2 separate regions of the Homo sapiens genome follow, and region 1 is linked to region 2. A link is a loop called in an ENCODE intact Hi-C map of the cell type or tissue named here. Cell type or tissue: Calu3. All regions are shown on one strand. Links, peaks and the distances in the headings refer to the core of each region. The heading gives the core; the rest is flanking DNA.

The links. Hi-C counts contacts between places; a loop is a spot of excess contacts. Peaks named below come from ENCODE experiments on the same cell type or tissue, not always from the same donor. Only the 100,000 strongest peaks of a DNase experiment are listed, where the experiment ranks them.
Region 1: a loop joins it to region 2, with 2.6 times the contacts of the local background. A loop is called at or near these places in 1 of 110 quality-filtered maps.

The regions. Positions count from the first base shown.
Region 1 is chr14:98,815,096-98,824,729 of GRCh38, reverse strand. LOC105370658 (a long non-coding RNA gene) reads left to right here and starts at 908. Exons shown (of 4, transcript XR_944197.3): 1 at 908-1,219; 2 at 2,100-2,173; 3 at 2,937-3,011; 4 at 4,137-4,543. RefSeq lists an enhancer at 4,605-5,202. In Calu3, for the core only: no CTCF peak of the experiment used is centred there; a DNase peak (open chromatin) is centred at 5,089.
Region 2 is chr14:99,060,724-99,070,357 of GRCh38, reverse strand. The region is part of intron 1 of LOC107984696 (a long non-coding RNA gene); the gene reads left to right. Among named protein-coding and RNA genes, the nearest start is that of BCL11B, 210 kb to the left of the region's middle. In Calu3, for the core only: no CTCF peak of the experiment used is centred there; DNase peaks (open chromatin) are centred at 3,807 and 4,677.

The DNA of each region.
Region 1 (9,634 bases), core at 3,907-6,406, 250 kb after region 2:
ATATATCAAATACAGATGAGGAAGACATAATCCCAGAAACTGAAGAAAATCCTTAGCAACTGCTGCTTTGTGTTATCTAAAATATAATATGATCATAGGTTTAGTAAAATAGGTAGTCAACAAGGTGTTAGTGACATCACAAGATGGAAAGAACATGATAGGATAAAGTTAAGAAAACCACATGATTACTGAAACAACAGCATGCCAGAATCAATAAATAAATCACAACAAAGAAAAGAACTATGTGGTTGAAATACTGAATTAACTGATATTGGGAAAATGCTTGAGAAAATCTAAATGAATGCAGAAAAAAGAGATTGACTCAATCAGAGGAAAGATAATAGACAAAGATAATGTCTTATATGACTGATCTGTGGCCCTAAAATCTAGAAATCAACAAATGGGACAACTGTTCATAGTCCTAATTAGAGGAAAAAATTCTCCTGAAGAGAGGAAAGAAATTTATTCATATTAAAAGACCACACTACGTTTTACAAAAAGTCAATAAAGAACATTTGACACCAAGACATATCCTGTTTAGTTTATTGAACACCAAAAGCATGTGGAATTTTTCAGACATCTGAGTGGGAGAAAAAAATCAAGATTTAGATTTTCCCGCAGCAACATGTCACACCCAAAGACAGGGAGCAGTACATAGAGTTCTAAATGATATGAGGTATGAATCAAGAATCTCATTGCAGGTAAGTTGTATTTCAGGTATAAATGCAACAGGCAGATATTCTGAAACCTGAAAGAAGTTATGCAATAGAGTCCTGTCAGGCCTTAGGAAGAAATAGTGTTCTATGTTAAAGTCCAGCAAATCAGAAGGTGATCAGAAGATGGTTGCACAGCCTTCAGTGTCCCCAGAAGGCTGATATATAAAGTTCTGAGGGAAATAAATGTGACTTCCAGCTCCAGATTTCACAACCAGCCAGATCACTTGAAGGCAGGGGCTAAGTCTGATTTTTCTCCGTAAGTATAATGACACAAATGATCAAAAACAAACAAACAGAAAACATGGACTATCAATCGAACAGTAGAATCTCAAGAAACACAGCATGTTAGTGCCTTTCTTTTTTTTCACCCTCTCAACCCGGCTTTTCCCATAAGTGCCTTTCTTGAAAAAAACAAGAAAGAAATTGACAGCAAATTTCAACTAACCAAGCGATGAATTAAATGAAGAACTCAAGAATGGGGAAGCTGAAGAGAAAGACTGGTGGTAAGCATTGAGACTATAGAGATGTTAGATTAATAGTAAAATCATGTAGGAATTATGGTTATAGATTGGAATGCAAATATTAAAAAACCAACTGATGTAAAAATAATAATATGACTAGCTAGATGAGGGGCTGGGAACATTTTTCTGTAAAGGGCCAGCTAATAAATATTTCAGGCTTTGCAGGCCATGTAGAGTGTGGTCGCATATTTATAAAATTTTATTTATTTATTTACAACCCCATGAAAATTTAAAGAGCTTTCATAGCTCATATGCCATATAAAAACCGGCTGGGGCTGATTTTGGCCCATGGGCTGTAGTTTGCTGACCTCTGACCTAGATCATTGGTCTCTTATCTACCATTAAATCTATGAGTCAACATGGCTTTGCTTTGCATAATGATCCCATTTTCTCCACTCTTGACTATTTGGAAAAGCTCACAATGTGGCTTTAAACAAAGATAAAGAGAGAAAGCCAAGCCGGACCTCACAACTCCAAGTCATGACACAAACCACTCTGCCATTTCACATGCAATTCTAGAGCTGTCCTGTCCAATATGGAAGCCCTTTCCAATATGGCAGCCATTACCATATGTGGCTGGTGAGCACTTGAAATGGGGCTGGTTCAAATGGAGATGTGCTATGAGTGTAAAATAGACACTGAATTTTTAAAACTTAGTATAAATAAAAGAATAGAAGTATCTCATTAATAATGAGTGATTTTTGTATTGATATATGTTGAAATGATAATATTTGGGGTATTTTGAGTTAATTAAAATATATTATTAAAATTAATTGTACTTGTTTGCTTTACTTTTTAAAAAAATGTGGTACTAGAAAATTAAAAATTACATTGTGGCTTACATTATATTTCTATTGGACAGTAGAATTTGAAGCACCTGGCAAGAAGATAAAATAACTTTTCATAAAGATGGAGACTTGCCATGAATGAAACCAGGTGTGTTAGGCAAATGGATTCTTTGTCTTCTGTCCCTTTGTTTTCCCAGTTGAAAGGAGGGTGGCTAGAGTCCCTTAAAAAGAACGTGAGGCTTCTGTTCAAATGGTGGAGGTTTCACCTGTTATCTCCGTGGCCTTAGGAAAGACTGGCATTTTGAGGTTTACTTTCTCATTGAGAAATAGGCAGAAAAGTTTGTGGAGAAGATTTAATACAAATCTCTATATTACAAAACCCTATAAATAGTTGTATAAACGAAAGGGTTCAGTAATACCCGCCTCACCCAGAGGTGGGCTGGTTTCATGAACACCAGGATTTAGAACTCAGCTGAAGGATGAAGCTCTTCGAGGTGGGCGGGTTGTGTCTCCAAATACATCTGCCTTCCCCAGCTCTGTCTTCCTCCCAGTATGTGCCCTACTCTCCCCTACCTTTCTGCACCACTCAGCAGGCTGTGCCACGAGTTCCTTCTGTCATTACTCTTTCTCCTTTCTATGCTGTGCCTGGGCTGAAATAACCCCTTTCTCGCTATCTTCTATTCAGCTCCCAATGAGACTCCGTCAGGCAAGCTTAATCCCTTCTTCTCTGGGCTGCCTGGTCTTCTCACCTCTCCTCCCTTCTCTTCCAGTTTGGCTGTTCCTTGAAGGCGGGGATTATATCTGGTATACCTTAGTAAACCTCACAAACAGCCTGGACTCGGGTCCAGTTGACCCCCGGCGATTGATTGGTAAACAAATGCACGTGCAATGACATTTACTCTCACTTTCAGGCAACTTGTGGAAGAAATCCTTGTAACAAAATCCTCACCTCTGTTGAGAAGTTGCATTGGAAAGACCATTTGGGGGTAGGCATTGATACCCCCAGTTTCTGCATGAGGATGGGGCTGAGAGAAAATGAAAATACTGTCGGTCTTGATTTGAGGCCCCTCAGAAGCAGATGCTGAGACAGAGGATTGTGTGCAAGGACATAGTTTGGAGGGTGGTCCAGGGAGACCTCCTGGAGGTGGCCAAGAACGAGGTCATTTCTGTGCAAGTGTTTCCTGTGGACACACCTAGAGGCTAACCCTGATGGGGCACCCTGGGAGACAGCACAGAGCCTATCTCTGAGCTATCCCACCTAGGTAGGGAAGAAAGCCTGGGGATCTATTCCCCATCGTCCATCCATCATGGTGGAGGCCCAGGGGGAACAGATCTACGTGGAGGGCTAGGTCTCTTAGCATCCAGCTTCTCCCTCCTCCTAGCAGACGAGCACAGCTGCAAGCTGGGCTGGTGTGCACTGCAGGAGAGCAGTGATCATGGGGACACCAATGTGTCTGCTACATCCACACACCCAACATTTTTTTCCTTGTTCATAAAAATGGATTTTGTTTGCAACACCAGTGTGTCAAGGCAACGAATCACATGTGGACTAAGCGAGATATGATCATCCCATCCTGTTAATTTTTGGTCTTCTTTGAAGACAAGCGGTGATTGTGGGACCCAGTTTTGATAATGAGACCAAAAGATAGGGCAGCTCTGGAGGCTTTGGGGAAAACTTCTGCTTTTCTGATCTGACCTATCTAGCACCATGCCCAACCCCTTCTTCTAGAATTTGGTGTCAATATAATTTGTAAAGTCACAGCAGCCTCCTTGGCATCCTGAGTGAAGAATTTTGAGAACCGCCGTCATACCATGCCTACGTTGACCTGCACGCCCTGGTTGTGTGGGGAAAATAATGAGTTAGGTGCATGGGCGCTGGCGCTTAGATTTTCCCTTCCCTGCCAATGAAAGCACTTCCACCTGATGCTCTTGGGGAAAATGGGGGAGGAAACGGGGTGGGGAGGTTGTTTATAGAAGGCCAGGTACTCCAGGATGTGACACTATGGACCGCATGGCTCCCCAAATTTTGGAGAGTAATGTTTTCTATTGCTGCTGTAACAAATTACCATAAACTCAGTGACTTAAAACAACACAAATTTATTCTCTTACAGCCCTGGTGGTCAGAATTCTAAAATCAAGTTGTCAGCAGGGATGGGTCCTTCTGGAGGTTCAGGTGAGAATCCTTTTCCCTGCCTTTTTTAGTTTCTAGAGGCCGCCTGCCTTCCTTGGCTCAAGATCCCCACCTCGCATCACTCGGACCACTGCTTACTTCCATTGTCACAACTCCTACTGTCTGAGCCTGTGTCTTCTTTCATCCCTTATATAACGACACTCATGATTGTGCTGGGTCTACCCAGACCATCAGGATCTTTTTCCTCAAGATCCTTGACTTGATCATATCGGCATAGTTCATTCTACCATAGGAAGTAGCATTCACAGGTTCTAGGGATGAGGACATGGATATGTTTGGGAGGGACATTATTCTACCTATGATAGAAGACACAAGTGGATTATTTTAAAAATAGGGAGCAAGTATTCTTCATGACTGGATACTGGGGCTGGGGGTGGAGGCAGGGGTAGGTATTGCATTTACATGCAGGAGCACCAAGGCAGACAGAAGCAGGAAGTGAGCTGCAGAGACAAGCAGAGCTCATAGGCCCAGGGCTGCGACTCTCGAAATCCTGGGACAAGTTTAAGTGTGAATAGCTGGGGGTGGGGGAGGGGCACAGTGACCACCTGGGTTACATGGATGGAGAACTCAATGAATATACAAATTGGTATCAGTGTTCTCTTCCTGGTGAGGGAAAAACCAAGCTGTCCCCTGCTTCCCTCCTCCAGGGGTTCAGGTGCTGGGCATAGTCTCTTCTGTCCCAGGAGTTTAGATAAGCACTCAGCCTGTGCTTGCACTTGGGGCCGGTCGGGGGGAGCCTCAGGGAGGTGAAGGCCAGGCAGATGTGCACTTCCTGGGCAGCCTCCCCAGACAGCGGGAGGCCTGGGAATTTGGGCCTAGAACAAAGCCTCTCTGCTGGGAGCACAAACAGGCTGCCAAGAATGTCGCTCCACTGGTTCCTGCGCCTGCCCCTCAGAGCCCTGCCCTGGGCAATGTGGAAGAGCATCAACAGAAGGAGAAAATCAATCAAGCCCTGGAAAGCCAACCCCACTGGCACACGCAGCCCTCGTCCTCTCCACTCCTTCACAGCTCCTCAGATAATCTGCCCCATTGGTTTCAGGCCTTTATGCATTTTGTTTGGTTTCTAGAGGTGGGTGGATATTCTGCAGAAGAAAAGGGATTCAGATATACTGGGCGTTCAGCTGAAATAATCCTGTGGAATAACCACTATGACCCTCACTTTTGGAAGGAGGCTCAGAGAGGTTAGGCCACTTGCCCATGGTCACACAGCACACAGGTCATAGAGGAAAGACAATTCTGGTCTCTGTGTGGCCTTCCCCAAACTCCATGCTCTTCTCAGCTGACAGTTGCCTCCTTCCCTCTTTCAACCTGTTAGTGGACATAGACTTGTGGAACAGGCCCATTTCCTCCACCACTAAATAATGGGAAACACAACGGCTTAACTCAAAACAGGGTGGGGGTTGGGAACAAAGCCATGCCAAGATATTTTAAGTCAAACTTCGCGATAAACGGAAATTTGATATTTCTGGATAATTCCCAATGAGCACCCTTCCCCTTTAATTATCTTGTGGTCGCCCTTTCAGAGGTGATTAAAGCTATTCTTTAGTAGATGTGGTTATAGATTGAGTGGGAACCTGGTCTTTCTTGTGGTTTTTATCGTAGCAATTAAATCTGGCCAGCTCATAGAAGCTGTGTGGCAGGAGGGGTTTTATCAAGCAAAATGATTTTCCCCTTCGAGCAATGTTAAATTTAGGAAAAATACAATTAATTATACCAGACAGGTATCTATTATACATTGTGCATGCATTAGAGCTCCTGGGCTCGTTTCACTCAGAGAGGGAGGCTCTCTCCTCCTAGCCTGTGTGTGTCCCAGGCCAAAGCCCTTCACTGAGGGCTGGCGGGAAGCTTCCTGCCCCCTCCCACCCCTCAATTCAACACCCACAACTCTTTGGAAGTAAAAATGAAAGGACTTATGTTTACCAGAACTTTCTCAAATGCTATCAAAGGTGTATTTTGGTGTTTATGTTGATAAATAAGGGTGTTCCCAAATAGCAGAGAAAAAAACCTTTCACCTCTTAGAAGAAGAAAAAGACAAAAAAAAATTCATCTGACCTCTGCCCTCTACTCACTGTGACTCAGGTGGATCCCCCCAAGATCTTCGAGGCTCCTTTTTTCCCCTTCTGCAAAATGAGAGGGTTAGACCAGATAACTTCAAAATCCTGCTCAGCTCAGAGCTAGGAATGTAAACGAAGGCTCAGTGGCACGAAGTCCTGATTCCTCGTTAAAAGACATAATTAATATTTTTTCTCAGGTGCTTGCTTTGTGTTCCTGATGTTGAAAGGGGCTTGGGATTCGTATATGATTATACTGTTTCCTTTTTGCTGGAAGCTTCATTAGCGCTCAGATAAATTTAGGAAGAAGGATTCTTAAACATTATTGATAAGCTTCGCCCATCTGTATTGCCAGTGGGAGCTGGTGTTGAGCATATGCTCTGGAAGTATTTGCTGAGAAACAAAAGGGTGACTTTTGAAGATGTCAGTGATTTGATACCATCTCCTAAACACCAATGAAATGTCAGACATGTCCATTACTCACTCATGCGATGCAGATACATTTTTATAGAATGCACATGTCCAGCTGGTCCATGGACTGGGTTTATGATGCAGCCAGCTTGGGTGCAAGGTCCCAAGTGCTTCCATCTCTTTGTCTGATCCTAGTCCCTTCTCTAACCATCATCTTTCTGTCTCCGTTCCCTTTCCTGATAAACTGGGATAGGTTTACCTGCCAGCTGTCTCACGAGGGTGTTGTGAGGATTAATGAGATAATATTTTTTAAGTGCTCAGAGATCTTCTGATGAAAGAGGCTATAAAAGTACAGAGTGTCACTATTATTATAATTAATGGCATTTCTGAGAGCTTTCAGAGTATACATTGGGTTGCGCCAAAGACAGAGGAGATCCCTGCTTCAGGAGGCAGCCGCCTGTAGGAGAAAACAAGGCGTTAGACTCTGTGTGTGGCCCAGACAGAGGTGACAAGTGGGCTCAGATTCAGCAGTGGGACGGGCGTTGAAAATCTGATTCCACAATAGGGGGTATTGGTGGGGAAAGCGCCTTTGCCGGGAGACAGAGGACTGTCTGCAAAGATGGCTTCCCTTCCAGGGAAGTATGGCCAAGTCGAGGTCAACGTGTGAGCAGATCTCAATGTGGGCACCAAAGCAAGGTGCGTCCCTGGGTGGCTGTTTTTCCTGTTATGCCCTGTACACGAGGGAACCTGCCAAAGAGTCTTGCTCCTCACCACTTTACTCCACAAACAATGACTGTGGTCCTGCCAGGCATCAGGGTTCCAATGAGAAAAGGCATCATCCCTGTTGCAAAGAGCTCAGAATCTGCTGGGGAAGACTGACACATGCTCTAGGCGTGACTGTAGGGAATGGGAGTGCTGTCAAAACAGACGGAAAGCAGGAAAGCCAAGGGCACTGTGGGAGGACAGAAAAGGGTGATTTGACCATACTATGGAAGTCAGAGAAGGAGTCCTAGAGGAAACAGCCCCTGAGCTAACTTCTGCAGGTCCAGGAAGGAAGCTAGAGGGAGGCCAAGAAAGGAGACAGCCCACGCTCGATTGGGGTCGCTGTAAACAGGTGGGCTGTGGGATGAGATGAGGAACCTGAGAGCTGAGCGGGGGCGGCCTGCCAGGAGGAGGGTCTGACGTGAGTTACTGCCACAAGGAGGGGTGAGTAGGGGCCCCAAGGAAATAGCATTTGGGGGACCAGTTCAGGCAGCTGGAGGAGAGGAGGTTTTTTTTTTTCGGTATCTGTACTGCTTGCTCACATGTCTGAGTTGTGGATAAAACTGCAGGGTCTTCCCTGGAAGACTTGATGTATCTTTGGGAAATGAGGGCTAAGTAGAGTGCCAAGCACAGGACCTGCTACATCATTTGTGGGACCCAGTGCACAATGAAAATGCTGAGTCCCTTGTTCAAAAATTAAGAATTTCAAGATGGTGACATCAGAGCATTAAACCAAGATCAGGGTCCTTCTAAGCACAGGGCCCTGTTCAACTGTGCATGTTGAACCCCAGGAAACCACCTCTGACCAACCATGTGGAAGGTGTTCAGTGCCTGGAACAGGACAGCACGGCGCACATGGTGGAAGTATCGGGCCGCTAGGCTGGTCCTCTGGCCATTCTCCTGTGCACATGGACACCATTCTGGTGGCCAGGAAGAGAGCAACAGGTGTTAACATAGAAACGCAGGAAGAAGAAGAAGAAATTCTGGTGGCCCTTCCATATACGTTGGATAGAAGTCACAGAAGGTTTCTTCTGTGTCCAGGGCGGGAGCCTTGCGAGTCAGTTCTTGCCTTGGCACCTGAATGCATATTCTTGCCAGATGTATCAGAGTAAATGGAAGCACTAATTTCTGGAGTTCGTATGCCAGTGATGGTGCCAACACATCGGATCAGCAGGAACTTCCACAGAGAAAACTCTGGCAGATGTATGCGTCTTCCCGGGAGGAGAATTCGAAGTTAATCAATAGAATTCGTATATTAATTCAGAAACACCTTTTGAGCACTGACTTTGCCAGCTTCTTGCCTGGGAACTGGAATGTAGATGGGAGCGAGACACAGTCCCTGCTGTCCTCATGGGGCTTTCATTTTGTGAAACCTGACTAGTAAAGTACCAATTATTGCTAAGGCAAGTAACACAAACTTTCACTGCTCTTTTCTTTATTTAGATGTCTTCATCTACAAAATGCGTTCTATTTCAGTAAACACACAAATATGTGTAAGGTTTCCCATAGTTTGTGTCTTACTTCTGAGCCTACTGAATGTTGTTTTCCCTATAAAATCTTGAGCCTCTCTAGCTGGTCTTTACCTACCAAGAGGATACACAGGAAGATGACATCCTTAGGATGGAAGCAGCCACTCTACTCTGTTGTTTTCCAGAAACGTAGTTTTATATTATATTTAATCATATCCATTAGCATTATTATTGTTGAACTCAATTGGCGTTTGCTTAGATTTTCCTTTTGTGTTTTCCAATCTTGTTCATGGTTCCTTCTTGTATCTCAGACCTCATTGCTGCATCTTTTCCCTTCTCAATTATGTACATCATTTATACGTTTCTTTGGTGAAGTATGTTGGTGGTAAATTCTCACCTTTATTTTTAAGAAATAATTTTGACAGCTTATTACAGTTTTTTAGATCATAAATATCTTGGAAGTTCAAATAAATAGTGTGTATGTGTGTTTGTGTATGCCGGTGTAGGAGTGTGTACATGTGTGCTATAAACCCGAATATGCTCTTTTTCAAGTCATTTGGGTACCACAGCAGTCACGATGACCACTGGAAATGTCATGGGCTCAGTATCAAGAAGACAGAATTTTAATGCCATTTATTAACTTTGCGACTTGGGGAAGACTATGTACTCTCTGTAAGCCTCTGTCTCTGCATTTTTTTTTTTTTTTTTTTGAGATGAAGTCTTAC
Region 2 (9,634 bases), core at 2,419-4,918:
GGATGGAGGAGACAAGAGGAGGAGAAGGAAAAAGATGAAAAGAGAAAGGAAGAAAAGGAGGATGGGGAGAGCCGGTCAGATACAAACCCAAGAACCGTGCACTGAGGGAAGGACAGGGAGGAAGACCAGGGGGTCTCTGAGCATAGGCCATCCAACCCAGGGAGGCCTGACCTATCCATGCTGGATGTGAGCATGGAGAGAGAGTCAGGGAGCCTGCAAGGGGAGCTGGTGTGAGGCCAGGAGGAGCTGAGTGTCCTCCAGGGGCTTGAGTGACACATTGGGTGTTGGCATCTTTCTCTGAGCAGGTACTTCCCTACCTGTGGCCAGCAGACAGCCACTGGCTGAAGGGAAGGGCCGTTTCTATATTTCTGGTGTGCACACACAGATGATAGTTCCTGCAGATAAGCTGTCCCTGGAAGCCTGGTCTGTTCCCTTGGCTGCTCTTGGTGGAATGGATTGGGTTTTGGGTGCTCTCAGAGATAGTGTCCTCTGGGTGCTGGCACCAGCCTTGCCTCGCTTGGTTTAGGAGTTGCCATGCTTCATGGGGCAGTCAGTGTATATTTTCTTGGGGCCTTTCAATGGTCCCTGTCATTTTAATTGCCTCCTGTCGCTCTGCAGGAGGACTCAGAAATGTGTTGAGAAGTGGGATCCAGCTCTGCTTGGAGCCTAGTCCTCCTGAACCTGAATTGACTAATCTGTGAAATGGGGCCTCATAGACCCAAGGCTGGTGTGTCTGCTGTATGCTTTCTGACTGGAAGGTGTCCAATTCTTACAGGCATCTCAGGTTGTTGTGGGGGAAAGGAAATGATGACCATGAGCAATGGTGGGCTGGCAAGCATGTAACAACCAGCTATCTGAAAAAAATTCTGGTTTGTAGTGTTTGCCAATTTCTTTGGTGTAAATACTTCCACCATGGCCAATTTCAAGCCACCAAAGGATGTCACTGAACCCTGAGTCAGGAGCTCCTGAGACGTGCCATTGCTGCATCTGGGAGCAGACACAGCACACAGTCAGTGGGGGCCATTAATTATTGGCATTATTTTTTATCTTAGAGGACTGAAAATGTCACGCTGATCTGCTGAATGAAAGAAGTAAGCAAACATATCGGAAGCGGATAGTATGGTTTGCTTCCAAACTAAGCCAAGCTAAGAACACTCACATACACTATCTTGTTTAGTCCTCACATTCTTTTTTTTTTTTTTTTTGAGATGGAGTTTTGCTCTTGTTGCCCAGGCTGGAGTGCAATGGCACGATCTCAGCTCACTGCAATCTCTGCCTCCTGGGTTCAAGTGATTCTCTTGCCTTGGCCTCCTGAGTAGCTGGGATTACAGGCTCCCGCCACCATGCCTGGCTAATTTTTGTATTTTTAGTAGAGATGGGGTTTCACCATGTTGGCCAGGCTGGTCTCAAACTCCTGACCTCAGGTGATCTGTCCGCCTTGGCCTCCCGAAGTGCTGGGATTATAGGCATGAGCCACTGCACCCGGGCAGTTCTCGTATACTTCCATAGCATGGAGCTTTTACTCTCGTTCTGTAGATGAAGAAACTGAGGCTCAGAGAGCTTAACCAACTTGTGTAAGTCCCCAGCCAATAAGTGGCAGATGGGACCTTGAACCATGAGGAGGAGGAAAGTGGTCAGTAGTAATATTAATAGAAAACCTTCACTGAATGTTTGTCATGTGTCAGGGACACTCCCTCATATAATTCTCACAACAGAATTACTTACAAGGTGGGCATGATACTCTGCCCAAAATAAAGATGACACAGCAGAGGCTCAGAGAGGTTAAGGAACTCACCCTAGGTCACACAGCTAGAGAGTGGTAAAGCTGTAACTTGAGCCCAGGTCTTTCTGCTTCTAACACTCAGATTGCCACACCACCCTTGTACTGCAGTGATCACATTATGTCTTCTACAGTCTGCTATTGGTAAAGATCTCTATTCTTAGTCCCCAGACTTATATAAAATATCACTTACATTGTGGATGCCCCTCCAAGTGCACATGGGTATGAAGAAATGCCTGACACAGATGGTGCAGGAGAACAAGGGGCTGCCTTGGGCTGGGCCACTGTCAGTGTCCATGGCCTTGGGCAAGTCTCAGCCTGTCCTTGCATCTGTGGACACAGAGGCTGGGCCTCTAGGAGAGGCTGGTGGTGAGCCTCCAGTTCTATTGTCCCCCATCAGCCTGGGGCAGTCACTGACATCAGCGATACCTGCAGGGAGAGCCACTGAGTGAGCGTCCGTCCCCTGGGAGTCGTTGCTGGTGGCTGGTGAAGAGAGAGGATTCGGCCTTGGAGAGGCTGGATTTGGGAGCCTTTCCTTCACCATCTCAGGAGAAGAGAAAGTATCACAGGGCACCTGGCAGGTGAATGGCCAATGAAAAAAGAGTTTTGTAGAAAGTTTCCCATGCTCTGCAAGACTCTGGCTGAAGGAGGGTAAAACAGTGGGGCTGGGCTGGGGCTGGACTGGGCTGGGCTGGGCTGAACTGAGCTGAGCTGGGCTGGGGTTAGGGCTGGGCTAAGTAGGGTTGGGGCTGGGCTGGGGTGAGCTGGGACTGGACTGGACTGGACTGGGCTGGGCTGGGCTAGGGCTGGGCTATGGCTGGACTGGGCTGGGTTGGGTTGAGGTTGGGCTGGGGCTGGGCTGGGCTGGGGCTGGTCTCATCTGGCCTGGGCTGGGCCAAGCTGGGCTGGGTTGAGCTGGGCTAGGTCTGGTCTGATCTGGCCTGGTCTGGTCTGGGGCTGAGGCTGGGTTGGGGCTGAGGTGATCTGAACCGAGCTGAGCTGAGCTGGGGTTAGGGCTAGGCTGGGCTGGGTTGGGTTGGGTTGGGGCTGGGCTGGGTTGGGTTGGGTTGGGTTGGGGCTGGGCTGGGGTGAGCTCGGGCTGGGCTAGACTGGACTGGGCTGGGCTGGACTGGGCTAAGTCTGGTCTGATCTGGTCTGGTCTGGGGCTGAGGCTGGGTTGGGGCTGAGCTGATCTGGTCTGGTCTGGGCTGAGGCTGAAGCTGGGACTTGGCTGGGCTGGGCTGGGTTGGGTTGGGTCTGGGCTGGGGCTGGGGCTGAGCTGGGCTGGGTCTGAGCTGGTCTGGTCTGGTCTGGGCTGAGCTGGGCTGAGCTGGTCTGGGCTGGACTGGTCTGGTCTGGACTAGGCTGGTCTGGGCTGGCCTGGTCTGGTCTGGACTAGGCTGGTCTGGGCTGGCCTGGTCTGGTCTGGAGTGGGGTGGGCTGGGCTGGGCTGGGGTACTGCTGGGATCCAAACTGTGTCTGCTCTGGCAGAGGTGAGAGGTGGGTGGTTGTTTAGGGAGGTGGGGGCTGGGAGTGGGGCTCCAAGGGTCTTGGGAAGGGGAATGAACACTGGCCTTGAAGGCAGAGACTTGGGGTCTTGGCAACTGTGATCAAGTTACTTTACTGCTCAGAGCCTCAGCCTGCCCGTCGGTAGAGTAGTTGTGATAGCACAGCCCCCAGAGTGGAGGCTGAGGTAAGGAATAGACACAGAACCTGGTATACAGGAAGCACTCAGTGGACAGCTATTGTCTACCTCTCCATTAAGGTCCTTGTCACATCTCTCTTTGCAAATGGTCATGGACTAAGGCTGTTATTTGACATTCCCTGTGCTCCTTTAGCCCCAAGCCTAGGGAGGGCACTGGCAGGTGGCCCTGGGACCGCCTCTCCTCCTGGGAAGCCCCGCGTGTTTCCAGGCTCTGGAGCAAGCCTCCCAGAGCTGGAAGGCGCCGTTGTGTACGTGGGCCGCCGCCCTCCACCGCCCTCCGCCGCCAGGGCTCTGCAGACGCTGGCTCCCAGGAGCCGGGACAAAGCCCTATTATGCAGGGTGCTCACACTCACGTCTGAAGCGTGTGAACCTGCCGACCCGCCCGCCCGGCCCACAGAGGCTAGAGTGGCTCTGCCCAGCCATTGTTCCCACAGGGTAAGGGAGGTCACCCGGGGTGAGGCCGCCCAGGGCGTCTTTTGAGGCTGCGGAGGATGAACCCTCTTTTGCTGGGATGGGAATAGCTGTTCTCTGTCTTCCTCTTGGTGTAGTCTTGGTTGAAGGTGGCAGGCTCTGATCTGGAAGGAAGGATGCCCAGGCTCTGTTTAGCACCGGGAGGTGGGAATGCCGGGTCCCAGGGTGGCTTTTGGAATGGAGTAGGTGTGTAGCTGGAGGATGTGGAACTTGCCGGAGCAGCAGAGGGGTAAACCACATCCACTCATCCCGTCAGTAACTATTTGTTGAGAGCTCACGATGGGCCAGGCACTGTGGATGCAGTAAGAACAGGTACAAATCTCCACTCTCACGGAGCCTGTCTTCCAGGGAGGACTTCTAGAAGACCTCGCCTGGCCTTTTCTGGCTTTCCAGCTCTATGAAATGATTCACTTTTCCACTGGACACTTATTAAGCCTGAGGGATATTCATTCATTCATTCATCCACTCATCCATCCATTCATTCATTCAACAAATGCTTATTGAGCAGCACCTACTATGAGCCGCACCCTTCATTAGCAATCAGGTTGTCTTAGCTTTGGTTGTCCCAGACAAATCCTGAGACAAGGACTCCTGTGTTGGGTGGTTTATTAGGATGCACTTCCAGAAGAAACCAGTAAGGGGTGGAGGTAGGGGGTGAAGAAGAGGTCAGGGGACTCAGCCACAGAGGGTGAGATTTCAGGGACACTTCCAGTCTCAGCCTGATCTCCTGGGGGAGCTCTGGGGGTATAAATTGTAAATTGTGCCTCAGAGCTTGTCCCGAGTTTAGGCAAGGAGCTGGTGGCCCCAGGGCCTCACCAGGGCTCTTAAACTTGGGGGCGCTTGGGCTCTCTGAATGCAGCTAGGGTAGCTCAGGTAGCCCAGGCCTGTCCTCTAAAGGGAGTCACAGGCGTAGGTGGATAGAGGCGAAAGTGATAGAGGCCATAGAGCCAGGAAAGGCTCACCCAGAAATGTGAAATGAAAAGTGCCCCCAAACTGGAACCAGCCTTGCCCAGGATGGAGCCTTGGCAGAACAACCAGGTGGGGGCGGGGACTTGTGAGTCAAGCACTCCCTAGAGGCCCTACCTCCTTTATCCCCCAGCCTAGGGAAAGAGGCATCAGGGAGGTCTTCTTGGAGGAGGTGACCCTATGGGTGCAGTGGGTGCAGAACGATTGCTATACAAATACACACACACATACACACACACACGCAAACGCATGCAGAAACTTGTGGCAGGGTTGGGATTTGAACCTAGGTCTGCTGATTCTAAAACCTGTGTTTATTTCATTTTGCTTTTCTCTACATTAACATTTTTTCACCCAAGGTCATGATTTCATAGAGTGGGTTGAAGGCGTTTTAGTGGTCGTCGCAGCCAGCTCCTTTGGGTTTCAGGCTGGGGAGCTGAGTCTGGGAGAGGGGCGATGGCTTCCTAGTGTCACACAGTGGTTTAGCGCCCGAATCCTGGCCTCAGAGTCCCAGCCCCAGACTTGCCAAGCCTCAGTTCCTGCTGACTCTTGCATCATGGGATTTTGGGCTCTGTGAGTCTGCAGTACAGACAGGACAGGTTATGTCCTTCCGGGAAAGGCCCGGAGGTTATTTGGATGCAAAGATGAAGAAAGGCTAATGGGATAAGCAGACAGCGTTTGTCTGTCTCCTGCAGCAGAGCAGTGGGGATTTACCCTGTGGGAACAGGTAATCCTGGTAGGGGCGGGTTTACAAAGTCCATTTTGTCCATGTTGACTAGTAAATTGGCTTAAGGCTTGCAGTTCGGCCATTCACCATCCTGGACTTGCATGAAAGGTGAAAACAACCTTTCTAAGCCCCTTCATACCCATCCCACCACTTTTAGGGGTGGAGAGTGAAGATCACTTGAAAGAAACTTCAGCTAGAAAATAAGTCTGTGCTCCTCAGCTTCGCCTGGAGTGCATTTCTTATCTGTGAGTAATGACTTTTTCACAATCCACCTTTTATACTCATTTCAATAATGTGCCTTGGGAAGCCAAGGTTCTCTTAAAGGAGAAGGCCTTATTTATTTCCTGCTCTGGTTTGGGAGTGACGCAACTGAGCCAAGAGTCCAGGCAAACCTTGGAAGATTCATCCTCCAACCCACTTTCCCAGCCCTGAAAAATTAAACCAAGAATATGTCCCTTCAATCTTGACCAGAAAACCAAACAGAACAAAAGGCCCAAAGCTCCAAGCCCCAACGATTTCAAAGCAAACACAGCTTCAGGGGCTTTTGAAGGTGGAAGGTGAAAGCCCCAGACAGCAAAATACACTATATGTCGTGGTTGCCTTTGGTCACAGCTGCTGGCTGGCGATTCTGGGACAGGTGGTCACAGGGCCAGCTAGCAGAGCTGGCTGGCAGCAGCCTGGTTCCTGCCACAGTAGGCTGAGATGCTGACCTGTCCCTCGATCTCATGTCCCTGTGGCATTCCCAGTGTCCATCCGCCTCCCTCTTCAGATGGGTGGGATGTTTCCTGATTCTCTGCAGCTTGCTGATGGAGAGGCAGTGCCTCTTAAGCAAGGTGTTAACCTGTATTGACGTACTCCGCAGGGACTTTATATGCATTGTTGCAATTCATTAATAAGAGATGGTTACTTATTTACTTATTTTCTAGGTTGGTAGGAAATGAAGGCTGGGAGAGGCAAAGCCAATTGGCTCAAGGTCATGTCCGTCAACATTTCTCTAAAGTTCTGCTTTCCAGACCACAGCAAGTCAGTAAGATCAAGACCGTCTTAGAATAAGTTCTTGACAAAAAGAATAAACCTCCGTCTCACCCACTCTCTTCCTCTTGTCCTTCCACGGAGAGTTTGGGGTTGGTTTTCACCACAATCATTGATCTTTTACTTTTTTGCTCTTTGAAAATATCTGTAGCTGTGGGTCAGGCATAGTAGCTGAGTGAGGATGTATATATGTGTGTATATATATATATATATATATATAATATATATAATATTTTTTGGTCGGAGGGTGTGTGTCCAAATATTAACTTCTAATCCTCTCCCAGGAAGGAGATAAACAGTCCCACAGGACTCACGCGGAATATTTTTTAGCGTCTTGCACTTTTGGTAAGTGACAGTTTTGCAAATTGCGGGTAAAGAACTTAAATGTCTAATTAAATCCTGAAGATGTACAGGAGTTTGAAACGAGTGATTGATGCTCACGGAGGTGCGGCTTCCTGACAGAGGCTGCCTGACAGGGACTGCAAAGCCCGTTCAGCAACTGATGTCTTGTTGTGATCCATGTTGTCATTTTTTCATTACTGATTAAAATTAAAAATCTGCTTGGCAAATCCATTGTAAAAATTCCCTTCATGAGCATCGACGGGTACAAATTATTTTGTCAATCGTCTGGCAATCAAAATGGGGCTGGAGATGGTTTCTAGCCCACACTTCTTTATTATCTCCCTCTCGCTCACGCCAGTGACTTTTCACAACAAAGTTTTAAAAAGCGTAGGTAGCAGGCTTGGCAGCGCTTAAAAATTAAAGATTTCTCTCTATTTTTTAGTGAAATGTTCTGTTTGTGTGCACCCCCTCCCCCCACTGAGAGCGGAGGGGAAGGTTCGTGGTGGGAGAGTCAGTCTGCGCTCTGTAATTGTCTAATGCTGTGTAATGACAGGTGAATAATAGTAATAAAAGCCTTTATTAGGATAAAAATCTGTTTTGAGAATGGAAGCGTAAATTGTCTAAAACTGCGAGGCAGAAAAAAAATCTTGCTAACCTGCAAACTGAGTGGAAAATATTTACAGCAACTTCATTAGGATGGTTTTTGACTTGGTATCCACGTGTCATGCGGAGGATGAGGGAGGCGTGGGAAGGGAGGACATACAGGTGGCGTGGAGCTGTGCATGGTGTCCTGGGAGACAGAAGACCTGGATTCCAGGCTTAGCTCTGTGCTGGGTGCCCTGGGTAGGTCAGTTCCCCTCCCTGGACCCTAGGTTCCTATCTTGCAAGTAAAGTGATCGGCTCGCTTAGCCAGTTCCTGCATCCTCTCCGACACACGCTCTGCACATGTGTTTATTCATCTGAAGCCTGGAAGTCAGCAGGCATTTAAAGATCCTCAAGATTCATCCTCTCATGCATTCTGTGGTATGGGAAAGAGACCATCCCTGGGTTTGGAGCCTGAAGCGCTGCGCTGGAGCCTGGTCAGCCACGTATGTGTTCTGTGTCTTGAGGAGTTTACTCATGTCTTTGAGCCTTAGTCCCCTGAGTCTATGAGCAAACAGCCGAGGCACACCCAACACCATGCCTACCACATGGTAGGCACTGAATCTATGAAAAAAAAAATTAAAAAAATCACAATCAGGCATATAAAAAAATCTTTGAAGGCCTCTGAGTAAGAAGACTGTATGTGTGTGTTTCCCAGGGCCCCAGACCCCCAAAGCTCCCACAGGTGACTCCAACATGCCACTGGGTGCTTGTATTCTACTCAGTGGAGTTGGAGGCATCTGCTGTTGGCTGTCAGTATCTCCAGGGCAAGAATTGATCACATCTATTTTGGGATCCCCACAGCCCAGCCCATTGCCTTGCACCAACTAGGTGCTTTGCATATGATTTGGAATAAGGAATGAATGCCTGATGGAAGACGCTAGAAGGGAACACAGGAGCATGAACCTCCCCAAAGGAGGCTTGAACCAATTGCCTGGGCTGGGATCTCCACAGCATCCAGTTCTGATCCTCATAAGCATCCCTTCCAACTAACACGAGGGTCTGTATTCCAGGAGGAGACACTAGGCTCTTTCTGTGGTTCTCAGATGCATGAATGAATGGAGCTGCGAAAGGCATGTTTAGTACCTTCTAGAACTGTAACTTAGACTTCATTAAAAATATTTCATTTTGTGTGGATTTGTTTGTTTATAATTTATGCACTTCATTTTTCCCTTTCTTGCTTATAAAAACCTAAAGGTTTCCAATCTTCCAGGAAAGGGAGAAAAAGAATATATTTCAAAGGGATTGAGACTGCAGGGTCATCTTTAATAAAAAACAATATACCTTCTGTCTTTTTATAGACTTGTCTGCTTATTAAATACCTAGAACAAATCACCACATGGAGAAAGATTTTGGAAACAATTTAAATCAAGAGGTTCAGAATTCCAAATCTACATCCTTTTATAACTGAATTGGAATATTTATATCTCTTCACACATAGTTGGCATGGATGCCTCATACAGAGAATAGGCATATTGGAAGACACAAATAAATTCACATTTTCCTCCGTCTATAACACAGCAGGAACAGGGCGATTGGGAATAAAGACCGTGGGTATTTGAATGGTTAAAAAAAAATCCCTTTAATGATTGGGCAATTTTCTTTTGGATAATGGTTTATTCCATTTTATAAAATGATTTCCCCAAACCTATATTTTGTGGATATTTTGCTAATGTGCCAACCCGCAGCTGGAAAGATGGGAACGCTTTTTCTACACCCCTGAAATGTGAGCTTATGCATAAAGTGGCTGGTGAGAGTCCCATATCCAGGAACTCTAAGGGGCCAGGCTCTGTCCTCTTCACTTCTCAGTGAGGCTGATGCAGCGAGGCTGATGCAGACATTTGGGGGGTGTCAGCTGAGATTCTGTTGTCCATTTGCGCGTCCACCCATTCATCTTATGGACCCATCATTGTTGAACCAAGTTTAATTACATTAACCTTCCCCCCATAAACACTCACCGAGGACCTTGTGT